2 separate regions of the Mus musculus genome follow, and region 1 is linked to region 2. The links are chromatin loops, found by intact Hi-C in ENCODE. Cell type or tissue: heart. All regions are shown on one strand. Each heading gives the region's core, and the rest is flanking DNA. Links, peaks and the distances in the headings are about the cores only. Region 1 overlaps Cul1 (cullin 1). Region 2 has its middle 58 kb from the start of Cul1.

Region 1 (11,285 bases), core at 8,786-11,285, 130 kb after region 2:
AACCAAAAGTATTTCTGATCATATTAACTTCTTTGAAGATGTAGTTAAAACTTGTAGAACGTTTTACAGCAGCATGAAATGTGTGTTTTTAATTGTTTGTTTTGGCTTTCCCTCTACCTAAGGACCCCAAGATGTATGTGCAGACAGTGCTGGATGTTCATAAAAAATACAATGCCCTGGTGATGTCAGCATTCAACAACGATGCTGGCTTCGTAGCTGCTCTTGATAAGGTAAGTATGTCACTGAGATGCCTATTGAGTATGTAGGTACAGGACACCTTTAACTAACTGTCTTTTATATACACAGGCTTGTGGTCGCTTCATAAACAACAATGCGGTTACCAAAATGGCCCAGTCATCCAGTAAATCCCCTGAGCTGCTTGCTCGGTACTGTGACTCCTTGCTGAAGAAAAGGTACTGACCTGGTATTATATTTTCCTAGGACCCTATTTAAACTTGAGTTTAATACAAGGGGTCAGTAGTTGCATTACATTTACTTGTATTGCACTACATTGTTGAAACCTGCATCAACTCCCACTGGCTTTCTGAACAGTCGGAGAAAACTGAATACTACAATATGGATTATGTGTTGGTCTACATTTGACAGAGCTGTTGTGTAGCTCAGGCTAGCCTCAAAACTCCCAGCAGTCCTCCTACCCACAGCTTTCCACATACTGGGTATATAGAGCACACCACCAAATTCAGCCATGTGACTATTTTAAAGTTTTGTTCTTATTTGGTCATTTGTTGGTGCTACATACACTTCATTTTCAAGTCACCATCTACTCACCTGACATTTTCCTAATCTTCTTAGCTGTATTCAGAGCTAGAAGCAAGCTGTATAATTAGGCTTGGCTGCCTCCTCTTCGTTATGTTCCCTTAGCTTCTCTCCCCGTCACAGTTTCATTCCTGCAATGTTCAAGGTTTGCCTCTGTCCCACAAACCACATCACCAAATGCTATGAAGGGGGCATAGGTCCCCAAATTTTACTGATTCTGATGTCAATATATTTTATAAAGCTCTCTAAGGCTAAGAAAATACCCACAATGTAAACAATGACAGTTTAACTCTCAGAGCCTGAGCAATGGATCAGCTGTTAAAGACACTTGCTGTTCCTGTAGAGGACCTGGGTTTACTTCCTAGTATCCAATTGGGCAGCTCACAAACATCTGTAATTCCAGTTCCAGGGAATCTGATGCCTTCTATTGGCCTGCATAGGTTCCTGTGTGTATATGTGGTGCTCATACAGACAAGCAGGCATACACACATACACATAAACCCTTTTTATTTTTTAAGTTAACAAGTCATCATCAGTGAGCTGGAAAATAATTGTACAAAAGGTAGGCCATGCAGCATCTTCAGACTGTGGGCGTAGATCAGTAGCAAAACCGAAACAGCTCACTATTGGGAGAATTGTGTTACCTGCTTTGTACGTGGTGGGGAAACATTGGGTAAGGTCACTTGCTATCTCAGATTGTAGGGAGCAATTGTAAGAATGCAGCTCACTTACTGATATTTAAATGGGTTGTCTTGAAGGGAAACTTCATAATATTATAATTAACTTCTGTCAGTTTTCATCTTAGATATCCTAGTGGCTATTTTGTAATCTCTTCCATGATGGGGTACAATGTGAGGCTGCCAGATTGCCTTAGGAGAGGAAAGTGACCTCCCCTAGCTCACCAGCTGATCTGAGAACTCATTATTAAATACTTGAAGCCACGTGGGATACTGCTAGTTTGGCAGAGTGGTATGTGTGCATGTCTGCTTGCTTGTTTGTAAACACCTTGCCCTTTTAAATTTCAGTTCCAAGAACCCAGAAGAGGCAGAACTAGAAGACACCCTCAATCAAGTGGTAAGGTGTTTCATGGCCACACCCATTGCCCTTTGTAAGGCTCTTTTTATATTGGGCCTGAAATATGCAAAGTCATAAGTATTTTGATTTCGAATTTATGGTTTTACTCCTAAATTTTACTTTTAATGTTGGTACTTCGCTTCTTTTTTGTTTTAAATTTTCAAAGATTATTTTATTGTATGCATATGAGTGTTTTGCCTGTGTACATGTATGTATATGTACTACATGTGTGCTTGTGCCTGAGGAAGTCAGAAGGGTGTTCTATCTCCTGGAACTAGAGATGGTTGTGAGCCACCATGTGCTAGGAATGGAACTCAGGTCCTCTGCAAGAACAGCAAGTACCCTAATCCTCTGAGCCATTTCTCCAGCCTTAGTACTTTGCTTCTTGCTACTAAGTCTAGTCCAGTCAACTGGGATTTAAGGAATGGATGGCGCTATTTATTGTGAACATTTCAGGGTGAGTTTGTGCCAGGTTAGAACATAGGCCCACCCAAAACCAAGCAGCTCCTGGAGGTAGCTAGAGACAAATGGGCTTGTGAGTTAGTTTCACTAAGGTGTTCTTTCCCTGGCTTTGCCAGATGGTGGTCTTCAAGTACATCGAGGACAAAGATGTATTTCAGAAGTTCTATGCAAAGATGCTTGCCAAGAGACTGGTACATCAAAACAGTGCGAGTGACGATGCTGAAGCAAGCATGATCTCCAAGTTAAAGGTACTATTCTTTTCCTGGAGAATCCCAATTTCCTCAGGGTTTATTGACTTGGTTCGTGCAGTGTGAGACCTGCTTTCCAGCCAGGCCTCCGGTGCTTTCCTTCCTCTGCCACCCTGTTTAGGGTTCTTCTGTTCCATGTAGCCCTTCCTTGGCCAGGCTCTGCTCACCTTTGCCACATCCTCACCTGCTTCCCACACATCCAGCCTTGTTGGCTCTGTGTGAATGCTTAGTGGTTTTCTTAGCTCAGACTGCCAAAACAAAATACCATGGGCCAGGAAACTTAGGCAAAGAAATGAACTCTCCATTCTGGGGACTCAGAAGTCTTAAAAATCTAGATCTTGTTTTTGAAGCAGGCTCTCCTGGCTCTCAGTCAACCACTGTTTGGCCCATTACTCACAGGGTAACATCCTCTTAAAGAGGCACCCTACACTCATGAACGCACAAGGACTCATCTTCAGATACCTCCACACCAGAGGTTTAAACTTCAGCAGGCACATTCTAAAAAAAGACAGTTTAGTGGTAGAATAAGGGACTAGCAGATTATTTGGGCTATTGGAAGGGTTTGGCTTGAGGGTCATTGACAGCCCAGGCTAGCCTCTTCCTGCTGAGTACGGTGCTTTCAGATGTGCAACATTCCACCTGTTTCTAAATTATTTCCTATCGTAATCTCTTTAAATTGCAGCTTTAAATGCTGCAATATGTTTACTGCATATTGAAGACCCAATTGTCCAACTTTTAATGGTCTTTTAGAACATAAAACTTTAATCTGTATATATTTATGCCATAAGATATGACTAAATCTTAGTAATAGCTTCAAAGAACTTAAGAAAAAATATATTGTATTGTGATTTCTCTAAAAATCCCTTATATGCATTGCATACATTCATGTTTCTATACAAATTAATGAGACAGTTGCCTGGGTTTATTTCAGCAAGCTTGTGGTTTTGAGTACACTTCCAAACTTCAGCGAATGTTTCAAGACATTGGTGTAAGCAAAGATCTGAATGAACAGTTCAAAAAACACCTGACGAATTCAGAACCGCTGGACTGTGAGTACTGAGTGCTCATAGCAGGGCTCTTTGGGCTCTTGGTAGCAGATGAGAGAAGTGACATAATACGGAGTGAGGGTGGTAAATGGGGTCAGAGTTTCCAAGACTTAGAAGCAGGCGTTTCCTTCCAAGTGCTCTCTCCTCCTCCTGACACCCAGATGGGATGGTGGCAGCTTTGCTGAGTGAGACCAGTCAGGTCTGCCTCGCTCTGTGCTGATCCATGGGCTTGTTGTGCCTTTGAACCTGAGTTTGAATACATTTCTTTCTTCTCTCTCTTACTTGTTTTTGAAGAAAGTTGGAGAATTTTATTCTTCCCAAATCAAAATTGCTGTCATCATTAAGCTTGTATTGCTAATGGACATCTACGTTATCTGTGAAAATGAAAGTGTCCTAATTAATAGGTTCCAGAAGTCTCTACTGTCGGTCTTGACAGTAGTACATGGTACACAAGTTGTGGTGGAGGTAGTGCTTTGCTCTTGTGCTTTCCATTTTCTTGTATTTGGGTCTGTTAAATCAATCATTCCTGGTCACCATCCATTGCTTGTGCATGCTGAACTTCATATCCAGAAGGGGAAAAAATAAAATTGATCAAGGCAGATCAGCTTAGAAACTCTATATTGACAGTAAAGTGGAAAACCATTGCCCTGGAGGACAACAGTTGCTAGGTTCTTCAACCTTTGGTTTGAAGTTTTGATCTAGGACATCTCACTGTGTATGTGTAGCCTACTAGACTTGTAATGAATTTTTAAATCTTTTGACTATTTCTTGTGTGTGTGTGTGTGTGTGTGTGTGTGTGTGTGTAACAATAGAATTTTAAAATTTGTAGAGTAATTAAATGTGTTCCTTCCCACAGTGGACTTCAGTATTCAGGTCCTGAGTTCTGGATCGTGGCCCTTTCAGCAGTCTTGCACGTTTGCCTTGCCGTCAGAGGTAAGGATAGTTTTGGTTTTGTTTCTTGGTCTCTTTCAGCTGGCAAGAGGGAAAAGGGCTGCCTGACCTTAGTGTGCTGACCGAAGTGCTGTGTAAGCAGTCAGTGCACTGTTTGTGGGGAATGTGAAATGGGCCTGTGTTAAATAGCGAAAGGCTCTCTGTTGCAGCAAACAGTGTTGACTTATTCCCGACAAGCAGAGTCTCACTGGTTACATGGTAAACTCTTGATGTACCTACTGGGCATGAGGTAGAAACCTGCTTTGGTACTCACTCTGCAGTCTTAAAGTGTTCACGAGACGGTCCCCGGCATTTGTAGTTCACTTCTCTGTAAGCACTGATTTTGTTCTCAGAACTTGGGGCAGGGACTTTTATTTAGAAATGCTGACTGTAGAATGGAAAGCCATGGATGCCGCATAGTGCTGTTCTTTCATCTAGTTGGAGCGCAGTTATCAGCGATTTACAGCTTTCTACGCCAGCCGTCACAGTGGCAGAAAATTGACATGGTTGTATCAACTGTCCAAAGGGGAACTAGTCACTAACTGCTTCAAAAACAGATACACTTTGCAGGTAAAATCTTTTTATTTGGGTAAAATATTTGAGTACTAATTGATGATAAGACAACTTATAGAAACCCAATTAGATAGCTCATGCAGTGGGATGCAGTTCATTCTCTGACAAAGCCATGTAGGGAGTAAAGCATGCTTGTCATGGGCAGGTGAGCTGAACTCATTTTCTCTGACTATAGATGCAAGTCACTTCCTTACTCTGAGCCTCAGGTTTCTCCTCCACTGAGTTAGCAGTGTTTGCTTACACCATAGAAGTGATCTTTGATAGGTTTGGTAGGTTTGCATGACATGCTGGGGTGACAAATTTAAAAGATGACATTTCACTCTCTAGTTCCAGTCAGAGCTCTCTGCAGCCTCACAGTGATAAGACTCCCTAGCACGTCTAGCAGTGTGCAGTGCCTAGTAATAACAGCTATGGGCTGATTGCATTTCTACAAAAGCTGGGGTCCAGTTAACTGTGGTTCAAAGTCTAGGTTCCTTCTACTCTCACTTCTGTACTCAGTGTGTTTCACAAGTAAAACTTACTTCATTCCTTGAAAAGGTCTCAGTAGTGAGCTGGTAATGGTAATTAAACTGTAGAGTATGTGACGAAAACTACTCACTAGTTTAACCTTTGTACTTCCACATTGATAAGTTAATTAAGTAACCATTATACCTGGTGTGGAGGTCTCTGGCAACTTAAACATACACATAATGTATAAATGGTATGCATCCCCAAAATAATTTTTGTTCTACTATGCATAAAAATTAAACTTATAATTAATGTCTCTATACCTGGTGTATGTTTATATTATAGGTATGCTCATATATTTATGCTTATATAGGGTACATTTCAGGAGAAAAATGAGTCTTTTCAGTGTTTGAAAGGTATCTTTAAGAAAAATGTCCATTCCCCTGGTTGTGACATTTTGTATTCCCTCTCCTTTTTTGCCTCTGAAGAATGCTTTTCATGAAAGCAGGTTGTACCTTTCCCATGTTTTCACATTTCCTCTTTCTTTCCTCTGGACCACGAAGGCGTCCACATTTCAGATGGCAATCCTGCTTCAGTATAACACAGAAGACGCCTATACTGTGCAGCAGTTGACTGACAGCACTCAGATTAAAATGGTATTTCCACTGTTTGGTACTCACGCTATACTCTCAAGCTGCCTCTTCTTTGTTCATTGGGATGTTGTGGAAAGGGGGAGAGGACATGGGTTTCTTTGGCTTACTAGATGTTAGCAGCATGGAGAAAAAAGTAAAAGCAGTAAACTCTGACCAAGGCACCAGAAGACCAGGCCAGATAGATCCACAGAGAGCATTTCACTGGGGTGTCTGACACCTTGGATGCCAACAGGACCACTGAGTTCTCATGGTTGAGTCAGAGAAGTTTATATAATGGGCAAGGTTCACTTGAGCCAAAAGTTAACCTGACTAGTCTCAAACTTGTGTGAGGAGCATCCAGCACATTCCTGGTACTGGTGGTACTAAGGTCTAGGGTGTAAAGCTCCATGTGCCACTATCACGACTTTATAACTTTATAGTATTTAAGCAAATTGTTTTGGAGAAAACATGGGTTCTCAGGCAGGCATGGTGGCCAGCACCTGTGATGGTGGTGGCCAGTTCCAGCTGTGTCCTTATAAACCTTTATGCCAGTTTCATAAGGGTGTTAAGAAATGCTCTCTTTTGTCAGCATTATAAGGACAGTGTGAGATGCTCTATTTTTTTTAAGGGTTTCTCTGTGTAGCCCTGGCTATCCAGGAACTCTCTTTGTAATCCATGCTGGCTATGAACTCAGAGAGATCTGCCTGACTCTACCTCCCATGTGCTAGGCTTAATGGTGTGTGCTACCACCACTGTCCCTTGAAATGCTGTTTTAAACCCAGTCAGTCACTGTCTGTCTCTGTCTCTATCTCTGTGTGTGTGTGTGTGTGTGTGTGTGTGTGTGTGTGTGTGTGTGTGTGTGTAGATATATGTACTTGTTTGTATTCACGTGTTGGAGACTAGAAGTAGATGTCACTGTGGTGCACATGTCATTCTTTCTTTGAAGCAGCGTCTGTCAGTGAATCTGGAGCTTATCCATTCAGCTAGGCTGCACAGCAGTAAGACTTGGGGATTCACTCATTTATTCCCCATAGCACTCCAGACAAGGCTGAGCTTTCACGTGAGTGCTGGGAAGCAGATAAAAGATTTTTTAACTTTCCTCATTCACTTTATTTTTTGTTTGGTTGGGATTTTCTGTTGCTGTTGTTGAAATAGTCACCTGTACTCTAGGATGACCTCAGATTCACTGAGTAGGTAGAGAATGCCTTAAACTAACTTACTGTCCTGTCTTTGTACATACATCTGTGTATCTGTGATAGATTACTGGCATGCTCCACACCCGTTTTTATGCAGTGCAGGAGATTGAATCCAGGGCCTTGGGCATGCTAGCCAAGTACTCCACCAGTTAAGAAGTGGTCCCTGCCCCCATTTAATTTTTTAGTTGACATGTGTACTTACTGATGGGTACACTGCTGTACATGCATTTTTTTTTTTTAAATTTCAATGAAACCTACTTTTTTTTTTTTTTTTTTGCTGGCTGGTTGGAAGGGTTGACAGGTCTGCCTCTCTAGTCTCTGCTTGGCCTTCTCCTCGATGCCACACCAATCTTTCTACTTCTTTGTATTACTAGAATTACCTTATGGGTCTTTAGCTGCCCTCCTCCAGACCCCAGTGCATAGCTGTCACTTCTCTGACAGCATGGGAGCCTTGGTTAAGAGTGCAGGTGAGAAAGTTAAGTCCCCATGCCATGAGGCTTGATGGTTCTGGAAATCACCAGAGCAGCTAATAACTACAGAGGTCATATGATGCACTGAATTGCCAACTAAAGCCAAGTTGGCAGCAAGTCAGCTGCCTCCAAGTCTCAGCATGTTCATGAATGCAGTGCAACTTTGGTTCTGCTGAAGCTCCTTACTGCTTCGTTCGCATGTTCAGGGGTGTAGTTTACTGGTAGAACACTTGCCTGGCACACAAAGCCTTGGGTTTGATCCACAGCACCACATAAATGTCTTATGAACCTTCAGACATCGAAGAAGTGAATCATTTCCTGTAGGTTTCATTGAAGAAGCAGGCCATATATTGTGTCCAGTGTTTGTGGGAAACTGCATTATTATTGCCTTTGAATAGTGGGTGCTTCAGGCCATAAAGAACAAGCCATGTCACTTTCTCTGACTAGTTCTGCTTTGAGGTGATGACCATTTCTGTGAGGCTGGGCCTCTGGGACAGGCACTGTAAAGAAGTATTCTTCCTCCTTGCTTACCATCTTTCTCTGATTGCAGGACATTTTGGCACAAGTCCTACAGATTTTACTGAAGTCGAAATTGCTGGTATGTTTGTATACTTTGTGTTGAGCTAGAAGACACCCTTTCCCTAGGATGTGCCTAGTAACAGTTATTTTCTTCTAGGTCTTAGAAGATGAAAATGCCAATGTTGATGAGGTGGAATTGAAGCCAGACACCTTAATAAAGTTATATCTTGGTTATAAAAAGTAAGAAAAATCTAACATGTAGCTGCTGGTCTTATCCCCTGGCACTGGCCTACTTCAGGATCGGCACGAGCCAGGGGAACTGGACTCTGCTTTTAATGCTGAGTTTGATTTTCTTTATCTTGAAAATAAGTCTTGAGTGGCTCATATGGCATGTTTAGACCTTTATATCAAGTTATTTTGGTGTTATTACAATTCACTAAATTGAGGGGTCAAGTGTCACTTCAGTCATCCCTCTGTGGTAAAATTACATAGCATTGGTGGAGGGGCAGTTCGCAGGTAGCAGTAGAAATGATGAGAAATGATATAGAAGAGATGGGTGTGAACCACCTGCCCAGTCCAGGGATGCAAAACGTGTAGTTGAAAGACAGGAAGCAGACTTTTCAATGACCTGTTTCCTCTGTTATCTTGACAGTAAGAAATTGAGGGTTAATATCAATGTACCAATGAAAACTGAACAGAAGCAGGAACAAGAAACTACACACAAAAATATAGAGGAAGACCGCAAACTACTGATTCAGGTGACTGAACCATGTCTGCACTGTACACTTAGGGAAACGTGCTGGCCTTGTATGTGCTCAAACGCTGCCAGAATGACAGTTCGGTGATGGCCAAAGATGACAATGCCTGAAGCCAGCACTTGGTGTCTGAGGGATGAAGTATTTTATGTTCCAAACAAAAGTAGTCTAATCTTCTTGCCTAAGTATTGGGAAGCAGGTAATATGTGGCAGATTAAAGAAACAGGAGATTGGGGGGAAGGGGACCTTCTATTCCTTTAGAGATCCATTTTTTCTTTATTCTTTAGTGCTTTATAGTTGGCCAAAATTAGCCCCTCCAAAATATTTAAGATTTACATTTAGTGTATATGCATGTTTTGTCTATATGTAGTCACATATAGATAGGGTTCATGTATGCTACTGGTGTCCCCAGAGGCCAGGAAAGGATGCTGCATCTCTTTGGTTGTGAGCTACTCCATAGGTCCTGGGAACTGAAACCAGGTCCTCTGGAAGACCTCAGTGCTCTTAAACCACTGCACCATCAATCTAGCCCCTTAGACAAAACATTTTAATGGATAAAGCTGATGGATAGAGCTGATTGCTTGTACCCTCCCTGACCTGTAGGATAGTTGTTACCCTAGCATGGAAGTTGAGTATGAGGTGGTACAGGCTGCCTTGAACTTTCATGCTCAGCTGTTAAACCTCTAAGCATGTGTTTTTCTTGTTGATTGCATAGGCGGCCATCGTGAGAATCATGAAAATGAGGAAGGTCCTGAAACACCAGCAGTTACTTGGTGAAGTCCTCACTCAGCTCTCCTCCAGGTTCAAACCTCGGGTCCCGGTGATCAAGGTACAGGAATTACAGAGCATGGTTAGGAAACTTGTAGCAGAAGGATTAATGGCTGTTTCATGAAAATGGGAACTGGCTTACTCATTCATACAAAAAACTTCAACAAAGGAAAGTCAGCTAACTTCATTCTTGAAGTAAATATAAGAGGCATATGTGTCATAAATATACTTTTATAATTGATATTCTGATGAGGAGTACGTCACAGGCATCCAAGAAGTCACATGTTCCTCCCCTATCCTATGTTTCTCTGGCAATGAGCTAGCTGTCCTGCAGCCTTGGCTGATTTTGCCTGGTGGGAAGTGGTGTACAGTGTTCTCTATTGAGAACCCACCTGGCAGTATGAGGGGACTCATTGGGGCTGCATTGTTGGGAAATACTTGTCCATTTCTGCTTCCGAGCAGGAACATACTCCCCTGTATCTAGGGGACTAATGATCTCATTTGCCAAGTTTTCTGATGGCAATAACTCAGCAGACCTTTCCTTTTCTGAAACGACTTGGGTAAGCCACAGCCATTGGAGAACCCAGGGATGGCGATGCATGGTGAGTCCTCAGTGGTCAGGAGCTATTAGCACCATGCTAGCATGTTCTTCAAGTTCTGACTCACCCATCCTGTGCTCCTGACCTGTGACAGCAGAGTCCTGCCCAGAAGCAGCCAGGCTTTGTTAAAAAGGGAGATTGTGGCCTAGATGTGCTAGAGCCCTTGCCTTCTTAATGCACAGGGCAGTTTGGAGTGGGTGGGGGTGCAGTCACCCACAGGTGTTGCTGAAGGTTCAGGTGGGTTCAGGACAATAGACAGGTTGAATTTGCTTCCTGCTGAGCTCAGTGGAGGGTAACTGTGGTGAGGGTGACAGACCTCTTTCCTGATGGTTATTTTCATTTCTCTCCCCCTTTAACTCCCTCTTCTTCCTAAAACAATGCCCAGAAATGCATTGATATTCTCATCGAAAAAGAATATTTGGAGCGAGTCGATGGTGAGAAGGACACCTACAGTTACTTGGCTTAACCCATCTAGCAGGGTCTGCATGACCCACAAGCAGATAGTTCCAGTGAATAAAATGGAAACAACTCAAGTTCATAGCAGCCAGCCTGCCGCCATTTGGACCTTCATTTTTAAAGCTGAGACCACAGTTCCCACCAGCTGGTTTCAGGCTACAGCAGGACTGCTCAGGACTGACTGACACATTTCAGTCTGTAAACAGACGCCAATGCCATTTACCCTAACTCACAGACAGAGGGGAACCGAACCTTCCATGCTGAGGCTGCATGCTACCGCACTTAAATCAATACATTGGCTCCCTGGTTAACAGCTGTCGTCTGAGGCAGCAC
Region 2 (11,360 bases), core at 3,945-6,444:
CTGTGTGGATGGCTAGTTTCACTTCTAAGAAATCACTGGCTATTGGCAAGCTAGAAATTACCTTTGGTTATTTTAAAAGATGGCTACTTCCCAATGATCTAGAGCCAGGATTGCTGTAGTTTATGCAAATATCTGTAGACAGTATTTTTAAAATACAGTGGAGTAACATACAGAAAGCACAGCAGTGGTCTGGGCAGCACAGTGAACAGGTACCAACCAGACTTAAGAGTACCAGCACAGCATGTTCTGTACAGGATTTTTCCAGATTGTACAGTAAAATGGTCTTCTCTTTGAACAGGAAGTTGGAAGAAGAAAACACTAAAAGCAAAGCAGATCTTAATTACTGACAGACAACCGTTCTTTTGTTTTTCTTACTTCCTGAGCAATCCATTCAATATTGGCAAAAGGAATGTTTTACAATAAAAGTTGACAAAGCATCACAGCAATGCTCATGTAGAGTTAAAATACACATTTGTAAAATACAGTACACCTGTCTACTCCCTGCCAAGATGCCAGCTTTCCCTCAGGCGAACTGCACTGGGCCAGTCTCTCTTCAGAAGAACTCGGTTCCTTCACATCCTGTCAAGCAGGGAAACAAAGCCAAAGGCAGGTTGAACTGAGGTCAGTTGCTTGAAGATGCCAAAAGCCAGGCAAAAAGTCAGAAAAGAGGATTCAATGATGGGTGGAAGTCTGAAAATGAATAGCCAGATATATCAAGTTTAAACTAGGACAAGCCCCCCAAACAGAGATTATTTAGGGGACAATCTAAGAACAAAGTAGGCAAGGAACTCCTGAATGGGCACTTTAAAGGTGCAAGTTAGCTATTCTTGGTTGTCATCTTGATGACATCTGGAATTAATGGGGCACACCTGTGAGGGATTGTTTTGCCTTCTTTGAAGTGGGTAAATATACTTCTAGCCCAGACCTCTGAGGTAGGAAGACACACTCTTGCCCAGGATCTGGAGACAGGAAGACACACCTTTAATCTGAGCCACATTTTCTGCTGGAAGATTATATAAGGACATGGGAGATGGAACATTTGCTCTTTGCCTGCTTGCTCTGGCCTTGCTAGCAAGTGCATTCCTTCACTGGCATTAGAGCCTATTTCTTTGGGAATCTAGCATGAACCAGCTGAGGGTTTTGTGGTTGAAAAACTTCTGGATTCTTGGATTTTCTGTTCACAGGCAGCCATTGCTGGGTTTACTGGATCATAGCCTTGTAAGCCTTTCATTCATATATATATATACATACATAGAGAGAGAGAGAGAGAGAGAGAGAGAGAGAGAGAGAGAGATTCATTCTATTAAGTTGTTTCTCTAGAGAACCCTGACTAATAGAGTAGCTAAGAAGCATATGAAGTAGGTGTGGCTATATCCACACAGACATTCTGCAACACTCAGGACCTCTTCTGCAACAGGTACCTATTAATTTAAAGAAATAGGAATTTGAAAATATTAGCAAAGCGACCAAGAGCAGCTAATACAAGATAGAAACCCAGTCATGCACCAATAGATACTATAACTACACTCTCCAAGAGAAAGAGCAGCAAGAAATACACTTGCTAAAGAATGCCATCACTGTTGTTTACAAGCAAATTCCATGTGATTATAACCACATAAGCTAAACAAAGTGGGTCTGTAGAGTTGGCTCGCCAGTTAAGAATATTGGCTGCTCTTAGCCGGGCATGGTGGCGCACGCCTTTAATTCCAGCACTCGGGAAGCAGAGGCAGGTGGATTTCTGAGTTCGAGGCCAGCCTGGTCTACAAAGTGAGCTCCAGGACAGCCAGGGCTATACAGAGAAACCCTGTCTCGAAAAAACAAAAAACAAACAAACAAAAAAAAAAAAAACAAAGAATATTGGCTGCTCTTGCAGAGGACCCTGGTTCAGTTTCCAGCATCCACAAGGTGACTTAAAACCATCTGCAACTCTAGTTCCAAGGAATCCAATGCCCTCTTCTGTCTTCCATAGGCACCAGGCACTCACATGGCACACATGAAGGCAAAACACCCATTCACATAAAATAAAATTTAAAAGTTACAAGAGTTAATTAAATACAGGCTATGTTCTTACAGAATTCACAAGGAAAAAGAGAAGTAATTCTGGTTCACTGTGATATGGACACCGGATAGCAAACCCATAATGTATAAAAATACAATGGTGGAAAACCTTCAAAGGAGTTGAAATCTAGGCCAAGAACCAAGGCCCTGAATATCCCCACCTGCAAAGAGTAAAAGCAATAGTATGGTTCTAAAACAATACTAAGGCACAAACGACTGATTTACCACTAGGTGCCTTCAAAACACGGCTCTAAAGAGTTCACACATATATGCTTTACATCAAAGTAGTTGGGGGAGCTTTTTAATCACTTGTGGAGGTACTGAGATTGAATCTAGACTCTCACACCACTGAGCCACATACCAAGCTTCTTTACTCTGACAAACCAGTTCCTAAGGCCTAAGCACAACATGATAATTTCAGGAACAACCTCCCCTCTGATAGCAGTCTCTGTCTTAGTGTCCTTTCATGTTGTCATGATAAAATACCCTGAGAAAAGCAAGTTAAGGTTTATTTTAGCTGACAGTTCAAGGTACAGTCCATCATGGTGAAGAAGTCACAGTAGCAGGGTCTTGACGATCTGGCCCCATGGCATGCATAGTTAGAATGACAAATGAATGCACCTGCTCAGTTCCCTCAGTGTCTCTAGGAAGCATTCTTATACACAAATCTAAGGGGTTTTACCTACCAAAGTACAGTTTTGGACCACAAAGCAGAACCAAAGGATGCACTTCATAGCAAAGATGCTGTATCAGTGGTTGCATGCCATCTTGTCAAAAAGCTGTTTCCAAGCTGGGTGTGGTGGCACACGCCTTTAATCCCAGCACTCGGGAGGCAGAGGCAGGTGAATTTCTGAATTCGAGGCCAGCCTGGTCTACAAAGTGAGTTCCAGGACAGCCAGGGCTATACAGAGAAACCCTGTCTCGAAAAAAAAACAAAAAACAAAAACAAAAAACAAACAAACAAAGCTGTTTCCTTGAGGAGCAATAGAAGTCTGTTAAGGGTGTGGCTGAGATCTCCATGGGCCTCACCATGGGGAATCATCATCTATGCAGTAAAATACTCCAAACATAAGCCATTGTATCACTGTATTCTCATTAGATGGAATTCATGGTTCTAGGGTTGAAGGGATGGAAATAGGAGTAATCTACTTGCTGTCACCTCCAGTCACACAGCAGGGAAGTGTGTGCTTCCTTCTCCACAAATATCAATGTACAGTTCCTATTTCAGAGGTGGAAGCACCTTCTAGCTAAAGACACAGCTAGAGGGTCTCCCTGAAGCTCTACGCCATAGCTGCCTCCAGTGACTCTCACTAAGAGACCAGCAGATAAGGAAAGCAGTGAACTTCATTGTAAGGGAAAACTGTCTTTAACTATCAGTAGGAAGTAAGTAGGTAGGTCTGGTGCTAAATATATGTGGCCTATGTCTGGCAGTCAGAAAACACACTAGTATACCCCAATACTCCCATGCCATTTTCTAAATGAATGGACATGGACTAAGATCAAAGTATCTAGAAGCTTGTATTTTTCAGGTGAGTGGGGAATCAAATTACTGAATTAGTGAAGCCTCACAGGTCAACAGGAATGCTAACCAAGGGGAAGAAATCCAGCATGAATAGTACAGAAGGAAGGAGACTCCCAGAAGTAACCTTAAGATCAGTTACAAATACCACCAACCCGAATCCTGCAAACTTCCTCGGAGAACTAGTTGGAGTTGAGCAGCTCAAAGAACAGACTATAGCAGATACTGTGGCATTCAGGACGAATATAGCTGCCTCCAGCTACTGAAAAGGCAGAGGGCTTCCACTCCTACTCCTCTATGGAAATTGCTGCCAGTCAGAGGAAACTACCATCTTTAAAACCTAAGAGCCTATCATTTCAATAAACTAAAAGAGCCCCCTTTCAACTATATTTCTGAATGGACTTCTCAAAATTGTCAAGGAGGTGAGGACACTAACATGAGTGGGTTTGTTGGGAGGAGTGGTTACTATACACACAGGCTTGAATGGAAACCCCACATGGGTAGTTGCTGTTAGCTTTTCCATTTTATTTTATTTTATTTTATTTTTGAGATTAAAAAATTATAGGTGTAGCTGTTTTGCTTGCGTGAATATTTTCACACCGCCACATATGTTCAGTGCCCTGAACAACTAGTAGAGGGCATTGGATCAACCAGAAACTGGAGTTACAGACTATTGTATGCTGCCATATGCAAACTGAGTCTCAGCCCCTGTCCTCTGGAAGATCAGTGAGTGCTCTTAATGGCTGAGCCATCTCTTTAGTCACTTGTTAACTTTTTAATCCACTTCCACAACTCACTCCATCTTGGTCTCAACCCAAGACATTTGCCTAGCTTCCCCTTTCTCTCCTCACAAGATTTACAGGTTTGACTTTGATCTAAATTATTGAGTCTTGAATCTCACCATTGCTGCAGCTGGCAAGTTTGGGATCTGCTTTCTTGCTGTGTCTACCAAAGCCTTTCTTCTAAGGAGTTAAACATTAAATGTAGTGTAGGGTCTTCCCTCCCTCAATGGCAGAGGAGTTTTGGATGACAGATTTAAGAGGTGCATACCATCCAGCTGTGGCAGGGTCTCTCTTCAAAGCATCTGTGTGGCTCAGCTTCCACAGGTGCATGCCTCGTGGTCTTAAAGTCACAGCAACTCACACTCCAGAGTCTAATTAGAGCTGACAGTCTCAGAATGGCTTAACAGCTTATTCAACTCAAGAGAGCCAATCTACTCACATAGCATAGGGAACTAAACACTCCAACCTCAGAGAGGCAGTCATTTAAAAGCTAGAGCCCAAACCATCTTTGGAGTCTGTTACAATTCCCTTATCTTTGAGTTAAATAACTTAATTAGCTAGAATCCAATAAGCATAATTGGTATAGTAGAGACACAAAATAATCACTTATATGATTGCTTAGATCCTGAGTGGAAAGCCTAACTCTGCTCCTTTTGAACTACAATTAATTCGTTGTGAAATATGAGTGCATTGTGAATACATCAAAACACGTTAGAGATGGCAAGATAAATGGTACAGTTGCAATTAGGTATGCCAGGGGGCGCTATGGGACCAGGTTCTGGTTGGCTTTTAAGTTTTGGTTCTGGACAACATTTTGAATGGTGTTGGCTCAGATGTGTTCTCACTTCTTGGACCTAACGCTCTTATCATTACTCTCCTTCTGGATCCCATTGGAAAGAGAAGGTGGTATCCATAAAGTCCTTATTAAAAGCATAGACATCCTTGAGCAACAAGAGGCCTCTTGAGATTTCTTCTTCTTATCTTAAAAGACGTGAGAAGCATTGCACACACATAAAGTGGAGACCGAAAATAATATGGAGTGATTTCACACTGTAAATGTTATCAGCAGCAGGGGATAAGCCTAGGCCATGTGGGAAGTCTGATCATGAGACCATGAGGAGAGAACCAGAGCCATGGTGGAACTGGCCCACTCTAGGAAGATGCCAGCACTGTGTGGCTGGCCAAACAACTGGACAGAAGTTCATTTGTTCATTTCTCTTTCTGTTTTGCCCTCTCCGTTTCCATCCTAAGGTCACCATCTCCTGCCCTCCTCGTCTCTTAGTTTCCTGGCAGATTTGTGTCTTCTCAAAGAAGGGCATGGGTCACAGAATGTCACAGAATAATAGAACAAAAAGGGAACTCCGGAGGGATGTCTTCCAACCCACTGGGTGCCGGTGCCATGACTGAGGAACACAGTAGCTTGCCTCACATCTGGAATGTCATCCCAGAACCAAGGACTTCTCATTCTGCCTCTCACAAGGAGTGTTGGAGAGTGAGACAATGCTAAGAAAACCTCATGCCCTGCCAGAAGAGAACAGACATAAATAGCTCACAAAAGAAAGACAAGGGAGGGAAGAAAACGGAGAAAAAGGGAGAAAATAACAAGACACAGGAGGGGGAAGACTATGTGAGCTGTGGTGATGCCACCATCCTATGAGCCTCTGCTTACAAAGCCTCTTTGATTCTCCTCATTCACCCCAGAGAAATGGAAACTCACCCACAGAAGACACAGACAATTATGTCCAGAAAAACTTTCTGCATAGTATTTAAAAGTTGGGAGGCATGAGGGCCTTTTGAGAGTGTGGTGACATTCAAGGACTTGATGAGAACTCGAGTCACAGGCATGGGGTTTCTGTTAGAATTAGTTGGAAAAATATAGTTAAGATCACTTACATTTTATTGTCTCTAAATTTTAACCCGGGGGGGCGGGGCTCCAGTGTTTAGAGCCTAAGCAATTTGCTTCAGTAGGTATACAAAATATAAATATAGAAGACAGAGAGACAAATGATACGGAATTAAACAAGGATTGGAAACTCCTCCCTATCCAGTCTAGGCGGTGAGCACATCAGTGTTCTCTGTAATATTCTCTCAACTTTTATGTATGATTGAAATTTTTCATTAAAAGTCATTTAAGAAAAAGTCACTAAAGGGCATGGCATATAGAAAGATTAAAATGCTATACAGGAGAATATGTAACTAGAATAGCCCCTTAAAGGGCATGTAGGGAGTCATCTGGGGCAGGGAGGGGTGGGACATCAGAAGGTCACATGTCTCTGTGCTGGGTTTGGTTGCACACTGACCTTACTGTAAGTCTTTTACAAACACACAAGCATTTTTCCAGAAGAAATGTCAGCCAGCGAGTCCAGCCCTCCAAAGTGCTTCCTCCCATTTTTTTTTTTGTACTGTTTCCTTCCTTCATTTTCTCCTTTCTCATACATAACAATTTGGGATTAGTTCAATGTTGACGTTTTTAGTCAATTGTCATATTCATTGCATCACAGATTTCTTCAAATGACACTCAAGACACATCAGCTTCTGCTCCAGTTGAATACTCAGTTTTTAGGCTAGTGTAGGATTAATTCAGTGTGCAGATGGCAACCCAAGAGGACCAGTGTGGAATTTTGACAGCAGAATTCCTTTGTGGTTTAGAGCCCTAAGCACAAGGCTTTCAGTGCTAAAACTGAGATGAATCAGAGCCTTAATCCTGTACCATAACTGTAAGAAAATACTAGAAGCAGAATACTTTATCAAGAGAAATTTATCTGGGCTTTTTGTTTTGTTTGGGGGTGTTTTAGGTTGGTTGTTATTGTTGTTTTTAGATTTACTTTTTTATGCATATGAGTGTTTTGCCTTCATGAACGTCTGTGTATCACATGCCTGCCTGCTAGCCAAAGAGACAGAATAGTGCATCAGATCTCCTGGAACTGAAGTTACAAAATAGCCCACATGTGAGTGCTGGTAATCAAACCTGGGTCCTCCTCAAGAGCAACAAGGGCTCTCTTAACAACTGAACCAACTCTCTATCCCAGAAAATAAAAGATCATTATAGCTCATAATTCTGAAAATGAAGGTTGAATAAGGCTACATATGGCAATGGCTTTCTTCTGGCAGAGATGTACATAACATCTCATTGGCAAGACATGGGAAGACCACAAATGTGTCCTATGGTCTTTCTCCCTCTTCTTACAAAGCTACCAGATTCAATCATAGCATCTCCTCCCTGGTGACATATCTAATCAATTACCCCCAAGAAGCCCCATCTCTAAACACCATAGTTGCATTAAGTTTCTGCCCTCTTAATACCTTACTACAGGGATTAAACCTCAACACAAAGACCCTCGGGATTCACACTCCAAGCACACAAACCACAGCTGTCAGTCACCTTGATACCACGCCTGGCATCTCATATTTGCAAGAGTCCAAGGGAATCATTTAAACACATTTCATGTTTCATTTAACATAACATTTTATATATAAATAGATAGTATTTAAATTAAATTCTTGTCATTAAAAAAAAAAGTCACCAGGGATTGGAGAGATTGCTCAGTGGTTAAGAGCATTTGCTCTTCTTTCAGAGGACCCAGGTTCAGCTCCCAGCAACCATATAGTGGCTCATAGCCAGCCACAACTCCAGTACCCAGGAACTCAACGTCCTTTACTAGACTCCATAGGCACCAGGCACACACATAGTATAGATATATGTGTGCAGACAAAACACTTGCACATGTAGAATAAAAACAAATGAAACTTTTTTTTTCATAGATTAAGGTACCTTAAGGGACATGGCTTCCTCTGAGCCAAGTGTAAAATGCATTGTTTCTTCTTGACATACTCATACAACTGGCTATGCATACTCTAAATAGCCGCAGTTATATGGATGACAGACTTCATTGTAAACAAGTGACAGAGCTCACAGAAAATCCCTATTTAAAACACAGCCCCACCATCTGATGAAGAAAATTCACCAGCTCCGCTCTAACAGTGGTCACTTTCTGAGGATGGATCATTACAATGCTGACTATAAGCAATACTTGGAAATATTGCATCTCCAGGTCCAATGAGGATGCTTGAGGCACAACCCGATGACCATAGTTCAATCTCCTGAACCCAGGTTGTAGAAGGAGATAACCAGTTCAGTAAGTTGTCCTCTGACCTCCTCATGTGTCATGAGGCAATGGTACTTGTGGGCATGCAAGTGTTATGTGTGCAAGCATACATATAAATAAATAAAATTTAAAGATATAATAAAAATTTTAATATGAGGCGGGAAATAAATATTTAGAAGTTAGTAGGTATTGTTGTATTCTCCCTAAGCCTGTGCAACATGGACAGTTTCTTTCCAGTCTGAGTGCAAAGAAAGACCTGTGTATACAGGGTGAGACACTCCTGGAATGTCTGCCATGCCTAAGATGCTCACCCAGTCTGGCTCCTGGAACAGCAGGACATGAGGGAAAGGAGAGCTGTGTAGCATCTCTAGTCATCTCTAGAGATTCACCCAGCATGGTATCTCTCCACAAGTCCTCTTCAAGTCATGCCAGATGTAGCTACTTTCTCCTCTGCTCTCCAGGTGGTGTTTTTCCACGACATTACTGCAAGCATAGCTGTTTACCTGTTATTCTCTACATTGAACTGTGTATCCACAAATGCATAACAGTTGGGAGACAGTTGATCATCAGATTCTGTTGATCTTTCTCTCTGATTGCTCAATTCTAAATTTGACATATTGCTCTTGCTAAATTCACACGCAATAAGGTCTGGGTCTGACAGCATTGTATTGCACATAGAAGGTGTCTTCGTTAGGGTTACTATTACTGTGATGAAACACCATGACCAAAAGCAACTTGGGAAGGAAGAGATTTATTTGGCTTAAACTACAGTACTTAAACTGTTCATCATTGAAGGGAATCAGGACAGGAACTCAGGGAAGGAACCTGGAGGTAGGAGCTGGTGCAAAGACTGTGGAGGGGTTAATAAGCTTACTGGCTTATTCCTCTTGGCTTGCCCAGCCTGCTTTTTTATAGCAGCCAGGACCATTAGCCCTCTCCCGTTAGTCACTAGTTAAGAAAATGCCCTACAAGATGCCCACAGCCCAATCTTGTAGAGACAGTTTCTTAACTGAGTTTCCCTCCTCTTATATGACTCAACCTTATGTCAAATTGACATAAAACTAGCCGGCACAATAGAATAAAAGTAGTTGGTTGAATGAGATGCTGTGGTATGGGCCACACGCGCAAAGCTGGCAATACCTTGTTTCCAGTTCTATACTATTTTAATCCAGATTCATAGTATTTCTCATTCTGAAAAAGACTGAATGGCAATTGCTAGAGTTTTCCAAATCTATATAAAAGGTTATGTGAAACTAAAATGCAAGGTACAGATGGTTAAAAAGCATCCTTTGCCAACACACTGGAGCTGCCCTGATTTTCAGGCCTGTGACAGTTGGAACCCCCTAAAGCAGATATAATAATTGGATGCTAGCATGGGGCCCTGCAGGGATCATAGCTGTTTGTGCTTTCAAAGCAAAGACAAACATGAGTATAAATAGAAGCATAGGATTCACGAGCAGCCCCAAAGTTACAAACAACAGCTGCTGGGCATTGTAGCTCAATTGATAGAGTGCTTGTCTAGGATAGGAGAAAGTCCTGAGTTCAATCCCTGGCACTGCATAAAGCAGGTGTGGTAACACACAACTGTAATCTCAATGATTTGGGGCTTGGGGCAAAGAGGACAAGAAGTTCAAGTCATCCTCAGTTACCTGATACATCCAACCTAGCCTACATGAATCCTTGTCTAAAAAAGAGAAGAAAAGAAAAAAGCCCCAAGTATCTCCTGCTTATACCAATGCAAGCCACAGTCCTTTTCCTGAAAACCTTCCTTATCCTACAACCAGAGCTGACTAGCTAGCTTAGGGAGGGGCACATGAGTCTGCTTTGCCTAACAATGTGTGTGTGTGTGTGTGTGTGTGTGTGTCTGATATAATATTTTTTAGCTCTTTGAGAATTTCACTCATACACATGGTATATGTTGATCATATTCATTCCCGCGCTTCCCCTTCCCAAATCTACCCATCTTCCTACTCCCTCCCAATTTCCTAGTCTTTATTGGTGGTGGTGTTTATAACTCACTGAATGCAAACTGTCCATATACTCGAGAGTATGGAGCTACCCTAAGAAACAACCCACCAGGGCCACACTCTAAAAAAAGAAAAACAAACAAACAAACAAACAAAGACCCGCCTCTTTGTCCCTCAGCTGTCAGCAGCTCCTTAGGTAAGGGTGAGCGTTCACGAGCTGCTCCTCCATGCTGGGCTGTGTGCTGGCTCGCTCATGTTCAGGCAGCCACAGTTGTTATGCCTTCTCCAGTGTCATGATTTGGCCATGTCCAGAAGACATTTGCTAAAGCAAGTACAAGAAAGGACACGTGATGAAAGATTCCTTGCTACAACACACACATATTGCTCCACCTTACAATGTGTAGTTGAGCTGCATTTGTCTGGATGCCATGGAGACAAATGTACCAAAAAAACTTCTGGTGGTGCGCTGCAGTTTCTTGCTACTTCCAAGGACCTGGGCTAATTAGATGCACAAAGCAAGACTCATGCTGTCTCCACTACGTTCTGTCACCACTGTTGCTAACCTGACTCTACCAAACTGGATGGCTGCTATATCCATGAGGTATTTGTGAGTGGCTCAAGCTGCCACTGCCTGCTAACCTGTGAACTGAACTGCTGATTTCCAGACAACATAGAGGAGAGTTGCTCCAAAGAACCTTTCTAAACAGGTCCATTTCCCCTGAATCCTTTTTTTCCCACTACCTCTGGTGGGTGGTCGGTTACAGGAAGGTTAAATCATTTAAGAACCATCATTAAAAATAGGATTTGAAAAAAATTAAAGTTACAACCCTGATAGACACTGTTAGACTGAAGAGCTTACTGCCACAGCTGCCTGCATGTGCTGATAGAGAGAGAACAGGGTGTAAGAGTGCCCAGCAGGTAGTGCTGA

The links. A loop is a pair of places that touch in the nucleus more often than their neighbours do. Peaks named below come from ENCODE experiments on the same cell type or tissue, not always from the same donor. Only the 100,000 strongest peaks of a DNase experiment are listed, where the experiment ranks them.
Region 1: it touches region 2 in a loop (1.8-fold over the local background); 2 of 42 quality-filtered maps call a loop at or near these places.

The regions. Positions count from the first base shown.
Region 1 is chr6:47,514,673-47,525,957 of GRCm38, forward strand. It overlaps Cul1 (cullin 1), which reads left to right. Exons shown (of 22, transcript NM_012042.4): 10 at 123-230; 11 at 307-413; 12 at 1,803-1,851; 13 at 2,430-2,561; 14 at 3,493-3,610; 15 at 4,464-4,540; 16 at 4,976-5,107; 17 at 6,121-6,213; 18 at 8,406-8,453; 19 at 8,532-8,614; 20 at 9,027-9,132; 21 at 9,845-9,958; 22 at 10,882-11,285. The coding sequence ends at 10,962. Among named protein-coding and RNA genes, the nearest start is that of Cul1, 66 kb to the left of the region's middle. In heart, for the core only: no CTCF peak of the experiment used is centred there; no DNase peak of the experiment used is centred there.
Region 2 is chr6:47,391,029-47,402,388 of GRCm38, forward strand. No RefSeq gene overlaps it. Among named protein-coding and RNA genes, the nearest start is that of Cul1, 58 kb to the right of the region's middle. In heart, for the core only: a CTCF peak has its summit at 5,118; no DNase peak of the experiment used is centred there.